Regions from separate parts of the Homo sapiens genome. Here region 1 is linked to region 2. Evidence: chromatin loops called from intact Hi-C (ENCODE). Cell type or tissue: psoas muscle. All regions are shown on one strand. Each heading gives the region's core, and the rest is flanking DNA. Links, peaks and the distances in the headings are about the cores only.

Evidence for each region. A loop is a pair of places that touch in the nucleus more often than their neighbours do. Peaks named below come from ENCODE experiments on the same cell type or tissue, not always from the same donor. Only the 100,000 strongest peaks of a DNase experiment are listed, where the experiment ranks them.
Region 1: it touches region 2 in a loop (7-fold over the local background); 1 of 110 quality-filtered maps calls a loop at or near these places.

The regions. Positions count from the first base shown.
Region 1 is chr7:67,362,301-67,367,678 of GRCh38, reverse strand. No RefSeq gene overlaps it. Among named protein-coding and RNA genes, the nearest start is that of LINC01372, 29 kb to the right of the region's middle. In psoas muscle, for the core only: no CTCF peak of the experiment used is centred there; DNase peaks (open chromatin) are centred at 2,762 and 3,168; H3K27ac peaks cover 1,234 bases.
Region 2 is chr7:67,414,769-67,420,146 of GRCh38, reverse strand. No RefSeq gene overlaps it. Among named protein-coding and RNA genes, the nearest start is that of LINC01372, 81 kb to the right of the region's middle. In psoas muscle, for the core only: no CTCF peak of the experiment used is centred there; no DNase peak of the experiment used is centred there.

The DNA of each region.
Region 1 (5,378 bases), core at 98-5,097, 52 kb after region 2:
ATCCTATTTGTAGGGCTTCATCCTCATGACCTAATGACCTCCCCAATGCCCCACCTCCACATATCACTTCAGGGATTTAGGCTTCAACATATGAATTCTGCGGGGGACACATTCAGTCCATAGCAACCCTTCTCTCAAAGTTACAGGGAAGAGTGAATGATTCTTTGTGATGTGTTTGGAATAAATGAAATGCTGAGGGCAGCCCCTGCCTGTCTCCTGTGTCAATGAGAAGAATCGCCAACCTTGAACAAGTGGATAAGTCTCCCATGGCTGTATTAGACTCCAGATCCCTCAGAAGGTTGACCCCCACATCCCATCACACCTTACCAAGCGTGGCTCATCCCAGCCACATCTAAACAGTCTCAAAGTTGGAGAACACACACCAGTCACTTTCCCAGGATGTGACAGCAAACAAAAACATAAAGATAGAGATCCCAATCCGCCCAGAAGGCGTTCCTCCTACGTTCTCCCTGTTTGAATGCTGCTCTCTCAAACAGTCTCTTTTTTAAAAAATTTATTTCAATATTTTGAGGGGTACAAGTGTTTTTTTGTTACATGGATGAATTCTGAGCTTTTAGTGCACCTGTCACTCAAGTAGTATACCTTATACTTCAGAGGCAGTTTTTTATCCCTAACTCCCCTCCCATCCTTCTACCTTCTGCATCTCTAAAGTTCATTATACTATTCTGTTTGCCTTTGCATGCCTGTAGCTTTTTTTTTTTTTTTTTTTGAGATGGAGTCTCACTCTGTTTCCCAGGCTGCAGTGCAGTGGCACAATCTTGGCTCACTGCAACCTCTGCCTCCCAGGTTCAAGTGATCCTCCTGCCTCACCCTCCCGAGTAGCTGGGATTACAGGCGTGTGCCACCACACCCGGCTAATTTTTGTATTTTTTTAGTGGAGACAGGGTTTCACCATGTTGGCCAGGCTAGTCTCGAACTCCTGACCTCAAGTGAGCCATCCGTCTCGGCCTCCCAAAGTGCTGGGATTACAGGCGTGAGTCACCGTGCCAGGCCTTAGCTCCCACTTGTAAGTGAGAACGTAAGGTTTTTGGTTTTTCCCCCCTGAGTTACTTCACTTCAGTTGATCCATCAATCACTCTGCCTCATCCCTTCTGACCCCCGCTTAACTCCCAGAGGTGATATCTGTGGCCAAAGATCTGTGACCAGATGTTCCCTTCCCTTGCGCCTTCTCATCCTCTGTTACTGCAATAACTATTTGTAAAACTCAAATCAGGACAGCTACTCTAAAATATTTATTTATTTATTTTTAGAGACAGGATCTCGCTCATTCGCCCAGGCTGGGGTGCTGTGGTGCAATCATAGCTCACTGCAGCCTTGAACTACTGGTCTCAAGTGATCCTCCCACCTCAGCCTCCCAAGGAGCTGGGACCACAGGCACGGGTCACCATACCAGGCTAATTTTAATTTTATTTTTTGTAGAGCAAGGTTCTCACTATGTTGTCTGGGCTAGTCTCGAACTCCTGACTTCAAGAGATCCTCCCACTTCGGCTCCCAAAGTGCTGGGATTACGGGCATGAGCCATCGTTCCTGGCCAGTCTCATTTTTAAATGTGTATATTTATTTCTATGGAGAAAAACCTCTTAAGTTATAATAATAAAACCTACAGAGCTATGTATTATCATCTATTATTCTTTGTTGAAAGAATAAAGTTATACAAAAAGACAAACACTGCATAATTCCACTCAGATGAGGTAGTTAGAGGAGTCAAATTCATACAGACAGAAAGCAGAAGGGTGGTTGCCAGAGATTGAGGGAAGGGAGGAACGAGGAGTTAAGTGTTTAATAGGGACAGGGTTTCAATTTTTTTACAAGATGGAAAGCATTCTGGAGACAGATGGTGGGGATGTTTGCACAAAATTATGCATGCATTTAATACTACTGAGGTGTACATTTAAAATGGTTAAGATAGTAAATTTTATGTTATGTGTATTTTATCACAATAAAAAAATTGGGGGAAAACAGAATAAAGTTATGTAAAATTAGGTCCCCCTGGCAACTGCTAGATTTGTCCACCAGTGACAGTTTTTAGAATAACACAACTTTCATGAACCCATCAGCTCCATCTGCCCCTAAAAACATCAGAAATTAAAACCACCTGCCAGGGCTTTGGCCTGGTTAGGCACAGTTGTGAATGCATTGGGGGCTACATTTTTTTTTTTTTTTTTTTTTTGAGGCAGAGTCTTGCTCTGTCGCCCAGGCTGGAGTGCAGTGGTGCGATCTCGGCTCACTGCTGCCTCCACCTCCCAGGTTCAAGCAATTCTTCTGCCTCAGTCTCCCGAGTAGCTGGGATTACAGGCGCCTGCCACCACGCCCGGCTAATTTTTCTATTTTTAGTAGAGACACGGTTTTGCCATGTTGGCCAGGCTGGTCTCAAACTCCTTACCTTAAGTGATCCACTCACCTTGACCTCCCAAAGTGCTGGGATTACAGGCATGAGCCACTGCACCCAGCCAGAAATATTACAATTCTTCGACTGCATTTTCCCAACCAAAAACATGGCATTTCTCTCCATTTATTCAGTTTCTAAGGGGGGTGTGTGTGTGTTTAGAGACACGGACCCACTCTGTTATCTGGGCTGGAGTACAGTGGCGCTGAGAGGTGACAACGTGCTGGCGGCCCTCGCTCGCTCTCAGTGCCTCCTCGACGGCGGCGTCCGCTCTGGCCACGCTTGAGGAGCCCTTCGGCCCGCCGCTGCACCGTGAGAGCCCCTCTCTGGGCTGGCCGAGGCTGGAGCCGGCTCCCTCTGCTTGCAGGGAGAAGCGCGGGCGGGAACCGGGCTGCGCGCGGAGCTCGCGGGCCAGCGCGAGTTCCGGGTGAGCGTGGGCTCGGCGGGCTCCGCACTCAAAGCGGCCAGCAGGCGCCGCTGGCCCCAGGCAGTGAGGGGCTTAGCACCTGGGCCAGCAGCTGCGGAGGGGGCGCAGGGTCCCCTAGTACTGCCGGCCCGCCCGCGCCACGCTGGAATTCTCGCGGGGCCTCAGCCGCCTCCCGGCCGGGCAGGGCTCGGGACCTGCAGCCCGCCATGCCAGAGTCCCCCGCGGTGGGCTCCTCGGCAGCCCGAGACTCCTCGACGGGCGCCGCCCACTGCGCCCGGTCCCATCGACCGCCCAAGGGCTGAGGAGTGCAGGTGAGCACCACAGGACTAGCGGGCAGCTCCTCCCACGGCCCTGGCGTGTGATCCACTAGGGGAAGCCAGCTGGGCTCCTGAGTCAGGTGGGGACTTGGAGAACCTTTATGTCTAGCTAAAGGATTGTAAATGCACCAATCAGTGCTCTGTGTCTAGCTCGGAGTTTGTGGATGCACCAATCAGCACTCTGTATCTGGCTAATCTGGTAGGGACTTGGAGAACCTTTATATCTAGCTAAAGGATTGTAAATAACACCAATCAGCACTCTGTGTCTAGCTCAAGGTTTGTAAATGCACCAGTGTTCTGTGTCTAGCTAATCTAGTGGGGACTTGGAGGGCCAGATAAGAGAATAAAAGCAGGCGGCTGGAGCCAGCAGCAGCAACCTGCTTGGGTCCCCTTCCACACTGTGGAAGTTTTGTTTTTTCACTCGTTGCAATAAATCTTGCTGCTGCTCGCTCTTTGGGTGTGCACTGCCTTTATGAGCTGTAACACTCACCTAGAAGGTCTGCAGCTTCACTCCTGAGGTCAGCGAGACCACGAACCCACCTAGAGGAATGAACAACTCCAGACGCGCCGCCTTAAGAGCTGTAACACTCACGGCGAAGGTCTGCAGTTTCACTCCTGAAGCCAGTGAGACCACGAACCCACCAGAAGGAAAAAACTCTGACCACGTCTGAACATCAGAAGGAACAAACTCCGGACACACCATCTTTAAGAACTGTAACACTCACCTCGAGGGTGTGCAGCTTCATTCTTGAAGTCAGTAAGACCAAGAACCCACCAATTCTGGACACAGTGCAATCATAGCTCACTGCAGCCTTGAACTCCTCAGGTCAAGCAATCCTCCTGCCACAGCCTCCTAAGTAGCTGGGACTACAAGTACACACCACCATGTCCAGCTAATTTTTGTATTTTTTATAGAGATGAGGTCTCACTATGTTGCCCAAGCTGGTCTCAAACTCCTGGCTTTCAGAAATCGTCCTTCCTCGTCCTCCCAAAGTACTAGGATTATAGGTATGAGCCATTTTGCCCAATCTAATTTGTGGTCTTTTCACAAATACCCTCCCCCTCTCACATTCCGTGTGTGTGTGTGTGACTATCATAAATACTGTCATTTTTTTCCATGTTGATGAAAGAGCTTAATACAAATATATAATAGAAGGAAAAAATAAAATTGGGTAATTTTCACTTCGTTGATGTTATTATTATTTTCCAAGCTTTGAAGCAATCACAGATGAGAAGATCTTCATTTGAAAACACATAAAAGTCCTGAAAATAGTACAATTAAAATGAAAAGGAAATTACCAGAGTAAATAATTGCTGTAAATATGACCCACGAAGTGTTAATTTCCAAGTCTTTGGAAAGTCTAATGTATGTCTGGGGCGGGGAGGGGAGCCAAAGAATGCAGGAGGAATGTTCCTCAAAAGAAGAAACACAATTCACACAAAAGGCAATGCTTATTTTTAAATGGTTCAACCTCACAGTAATCAAAGAAATGCAAATTAAAAGTACAATAAGAAATCATTTATCCATTGTAGCCGGGTGCGGTGGCTCACGCCTGTAATCCCAGCACTTTGGGAGGCCGAGGCGGGTGGATCACAAGGTCAGGAGATCAAGACCATCCTGGCTAACACAGTGAAACCTCGTCTCTACTAAAAAAAAAAAATACAAAAAATTAGCTGGGCATGGTGGTGGGCGCCTGTAGTCCCAGCTACTTGGGAGGCTGAGGCAGGAGAATGGCGTGAACCCAGGAGGCAGAGCTTGCAGTGAGCAGAGATTGTGCCACTGCACTCCAGCCTGGGCGACAGAGCGAGACTTCATCTAAAAAAAAAAAAAAATTCATTTATCCATTGTAAATGAGCTGGGAAACCTTTTTCTCGTAATGTTCCTTGTTAGAGAGTTGCAGTAGGAAAGAAATAAAGAAGCTCACTGAAACAATGTACATGAGGACTGCTGGAAACAAGCCCTTTGCAAAGCATTTTGCCAAAGGGTATCAAGAGACTCAACAATGCTCATACTCTTTGATCCAACAATCCCACACCTAGGAACTTGACCAAAGCAAACCATTCTCAAGAGGAAAGAAAGTTATTTGAAAATCTTAGCTCAGGCGGGGCGCATGCCTGTAATCCCAGCACCTTGGGAGGCCAAGGCGGATGGATCACGAGGTCAGGAGTTCGAGACCAGCCTGGCCAACATGGTGAAACCCTGTTTCTACTAAAAATACAAAAAATT
Region 2 (5,378 bases), core at 208-5,207:
AGGAAGATCTGCCCTTGATATTGGCAGATACATTTATTTATTTCTCAAATAAACACCTTTTTTAAAATGCAAATCTTTTAAACAATTTTTTTTATTTTTTTTCCAAGAATTATATTTTCAGGATTTTTATCTTTGGAGACTGTGATTTTTAGGATTGAAGACTTGAAGGATGTTGAGCTTTTAGGATTTCCACATTTGAGATTATGGAGTAGTTTGGGATTGTGTCTTTTGGGTTTATGGCCGAAGTCCCCCACCCCCTAACCAATCTTTTCTTTTTCTTTTTCTTTTTTTTTGAGACGGCATCTTGCTCTGTCACCCAGATTGGAGTGCAGTGCGCGATCTTGGCTCACTACAACCTCTGCCTCTTGGGTTCAAGTGATTCTCCTGCCTCAGGCTCCTAAGTAGCTGGGATTACAGGCCCCCGCCACCATGCCTGGCTAATTTTTGTATTTTTAGTAGAGACAGGGTTTCACCATGTTGGCCAGGCTGGTCTCAAACTCCTGATCTCAAATGATCTGCCCACCTTAGCCTCCCAAACTGCTGGGATTACAGGCGTGAGCCACCGTGCCCAGCCCCTCTAACCACTTTTTACCAAGTTTATCAGCAGAACTCAGACAGACATTACCAACCACTCAAATTATTGCCTGATTCAGGCTTCCCGCTAGGCTGAGCTCGAGAGCCCTTCTGAAGTTTGTGGCCGGCTGTTTCTGCCATTCTCTACGTCTTTGCCATCCTTGACCACAGCCCACATGCCAGCCTCCCCCACCACCCACCCCTACCCAGGGTCCTTCTCCTAATGACCCACCCTCCCAATCTCTGGAGTTTTTGTGATGAGAAAAATTTGCTTCCCTAGACCCTCTGTTTCTTCACAAAATGCCGTTTCCCTCTTCCCTAAACTTTAACCCCAGGTACTGGAAAGAGTTTCCATAATGGAGTGGCCAGTGGTAACAAATGGTCCCAAGAGACTAAATAAGATAAGGACAGAACATTACTCTTGGGATTTAACAATAACGAGGCCATTGGAGGTCTCGGTGGAGACACTCTTGGTAGGTCATAGTAAGAAGAAACCAGATTGTAGCAGGCTGAGTTGTGGGTGGGAGATGAGAAAAAGAGGAGAAGTGTGGACAATGCTTTCCAGAAGTTTAATGAGAAGGAAGGAGAGAAAGGGTGACAGATGGATGGGATCAAAGAGCCTAGCAGAAGACACAGATGGAAAGCCACCTTAGAGAGACCTCTGTACCTTGAGAAATGTGCTCTCTAACCCTGTAACAATTTAATCTATTGGTGCATAGACTGACATATGCTACACGTTATTACTTAAAGAAACCTTATCTATCGGCCGGGCATGGCGGCTCATGCCTATAATCCCAGCACTTTGGGAGGCCGAGGCGGGTGGATTACCTGAGGTCAGGAGTTTGAGACCAGCCTGACCAACATGGTGAAACCCCATCTCTACTAAAAATACAAAAGTTAGCAGGACATGGTGGTGCATGCCTATAATCCCAGCTACTCAGGAGGCTGAGGCAGGAGAAGCACTGGAACCTTGGAGGCAGAGGTTGCAGTGATGGCGCCACTGCATTCCAGCCTGGACGACAGAGTGAGACTCCATCTCAATTAAAAAAAAAAAAAAAAGAAAAGAAACTTTATCTATCTAGCCTAGCACACTCACTTTACAGATGAGAAAACTCAAGACCAGAGAGGTCAACTATCCTACCCAAGGTCACCTAGCATCTGAGTGGCAAAATCAAGAATGGGTTCCCCGGTCTTTTCCTCCTCTGAACTTGGTTATGCTCCAAGTGCAGTGCAAATCAAATTCCCTGACGTAAGATAATATCATGCGTGTCTAGGGCATCGTAAACATGGGTAGGTCCGCCGAGGCCCTATTTGCACTGGGAGAGGAATGCTCCCAGCACAATGAGCTTGAGTCTGCAGAAGGAAGCCATAACTCAGAGGGTGGCATGGTGGCCGTGTGACACAGAACCCAGCTGGTCCTGCAAAGTCACATCTGAGTCTTCTGCAGGCAAAGCAGATCTCCATAAAACCCAAATGAGTTGTTTCTATGAAATTCTGCTATGACCTTGGAGCACCAGCCTCATCTTATGGTGACCCTCACCCACTACCAGAGGGTCATGAAGAAAATAGGGGGTGTTCTGCAACCCTCACCACACCTCATGACATCCCACTGCTCTGGGCCATGAAGCAAGAGGCAGAGCAGGGTGGAGCTGCATGGCCAGCTATTGATGGAGAAGCCACAGAGCCTGCGGAGCCTCTATGCCCAGTAGGTCTCCGTGGGGATGTATCCCAGGCAACGTGGCAGTGCCCAGCGAGGGACAGTGAGCAGTGGCCAGGCCTGTCAAGACCATATTTATGAGCCCATGTGAGATACCCCTGAGGGCTCCAGAACCACATGGGGAGAAGTGCTTTGCAGGGAACTTGAGCTCCCACATCTGCAGGTCATACACCAGCAAGAGCTGGAGAGACTTTGAAAGCCATGAGAGCTGTGGAAACTCACGTTGCAAGTAAAAGGTTGATGGAAAAATTATCTCCCTATATCTATGGACATGTCCATTTTCACTATGTCCACACAGTTACTTGTGCAATTCCCGGAACACCCCTCTTCTCTCCTTGCAGCTATCCACAGCCTCTCATTGCCAAGGCCAAGCCAAGTCCCCCCCCACAAGAACTCCTGTCCCCATTTCTCTCTCCTTCTTCTGAGGTCTTGAACTCACAGCATCACCCAGAGGACCTGCCTTAGCCAGTTCACACTGCTGTAACAAGAACATCATAGACTAGGTGGCTTATAAACAACAGAGATGTGTTTCTCACAGTCTTGAAGTCTGGAAGTCCAGGATCAGAAGGCTAGCATGGCCATGTTCTGATGAGGACTCTCTTCCCAGTTGCAGATAGGGTTGATCTCTGGCTGTTTCTTATAAGGGCATTAATCCCATTTGTGAGGGCTCCATCCTCATGACCTAATCACCTGCCAAAGTCTCTGCCTCCTAATACCATCACATCAAGGTTAGGGTTTCAATATATACATTTTGGGGAAACACAAACATTTAGTCAATAATAGGAGTCTTTTCTTTCTTTTTTGAGACAGTCTGCTCTGCCACCCAGGCTGGAGTGCAGTGGTGCAATCTCAGGTCACTACAACCTCTGCCTCCTGGGTTCAAACAATTATCCTGCCTCAGCCTCCCAAGTAGCTAGGATTACAGGTGAGCACCATGATGCTGGCTAATTTTAATATTTTTAGTAGAGATGGGATTTCACCATGTTGTCCAGGCTGGTCTCGAATTCCTGACCTCAGGTGATCTGTCCACCTCAGCCTCCCAAAGTGCTGGGATTACAGGCATGAGCCACTGTGCCCGGCCAATAGGAGCCTTTTCTTGGTCTCTCGCTTTGGTGGCGAGATTTCCTTCCCCTGCTAGCTGGAAAAGCCAGGACATCCTCCTCTGCCCCTAACACAGTGTCAGGCATCCAAGGACCCTCCATGAGCCCACTCTAGTCCACCTGCTTCACCAGGGCAAGCCACCAAGGAAGGTGCCACTTAAAATAGGGCCAATTAAGAAGAAGCTGTGGGTCTCCATGGAGACAATTTCTGCCAGCCTCCCACTGCACAAAGAGTTTTCCCATAGCCACTTCCGAGTGTGAAATCAAACCCTGGTCTACGCCCTGCTGGGACAAGAAGTACAGCTGTCATTAAATTGTCAGGGTCTCTGTGGCTTCTTCTTATTGTCTCTCTCCCAACAGTGCTGTTATGGGCCAAATTCTGTGCCTCCCACCAACAATGCACAGGTTGAAATCTAAACCCCAAGTACCTCAAAATGTGACTATGTTTGGAGATAGGGTCTTTAAAGAGCTAATTAAGTTAAAATGAGGTAATTGGTGATTGAGTTAAAATAAGGTCCCTATAAGAAGAGGAAATTTGAAACCACAATGAGAAACCATCTCATACCAGTCAGAATGGCTATTATTAAAGTGTCAAAAAAATGACAGACGCTGGTGAGGTTGAGGAGTAAAGGGAACGCTGATACATTGCTGGTGGGAGTGTTAATTAGTTCAACCACTGTGGAATGCAGTGTGGTGATTCCTCAAAGAGCTAAAAACAGAACTGCCATTTGACCCAGCAATCCCATTACTGGGTATATACCCAAAGAAGTATAAATCGTTCTATTATAAAGACACATGCACACATATGTTTGTTGCAGCACTATTGACAATAGCAAAGACATGGAATCAACCTAAATGCCCATCAATGACAGGATAAAGAAAGAAAATGTGGTACATACACACCATGAAATACTATGCAGCCATAAAAAAGAATGAGATCATGTCCTTTAGAGGAACATGGATGGAGCTGCAGGCCATCATCGTTAGCAAACTAATGCAGGAACAGAAAACCAAATACCACATGTTCTCACTTATAAGTGAGAGCTAAACAATGAGAACACATGGGCACAAAGAGGGGAACAACACGCACTGGGGCCTACTCTAGGGTGGAGGGTGAGTGGAGGGAGAGGATCAGAAAAAAATAACTATTGGGTACTAGGCTTATACCTGGGTGATGAAATAATCTGTACAACAAACTCCCATGACATGAGTTTACCTATATAACAAACCCTGAGCCTAAAATAAAAGTTAAAAAAAAAAAATCAATGAGTCAGAAAAAAAGAAAAGAAGAGGAAATTTGGACATAGAACAATACACAGGGAAGACCACATGAGACAAAACAAAACCAACCCTGCTGATGTCTTGGTCTCAGACTTTCAGCCTCCAAAACTAAAAGAAAATAAATTTCTGTTGCTTAAGCCATCCAGTCTGTGGCACTTTGTTGCTATGGCCTGAATGTTTGTGTCACCCCCAGAATTCATGCTGAAATTCGCACCCCAAGGTGACGGTATTAGGAGATGAGGCCTTTGGGAGGTGATTAGGTCACGGGGGTGGAGGCTTCATGAATGGGATTACGGCCTTTATAAAAGAGACCTGAGAGAGAACCCTTGCCTTTTTCATTATGTGAGGACACAGCAAGAATTTGCTGTCTATGAACCGGAAACCCGTCCCTCATCAGATGCTAAATCTGTTGGTGCCGTGCTCTTGGACTTCCCAGCCTCCAGAACCATGAGAAATAAATTTCTGGCATTTGTAAGCTACCTAGTCTATGGCATTTTTGTTACTGTACCCCAAATGGACTGACACTTGTACTGGCAGCCCCAGCAAACTAACACACTGGCTGTGTTGCCTCTGAGTGGCTTTTCCATTCCAGGTCAAAAATGAAAATGGCTATTTGCAAAGGGCCTTTATTCTCCTCTCTTGGGGGCATTGCTTTCCCTGCTGGGATTTTTATTCTTTTTTATTTTTATTTTTTTTCTGAGATGGAG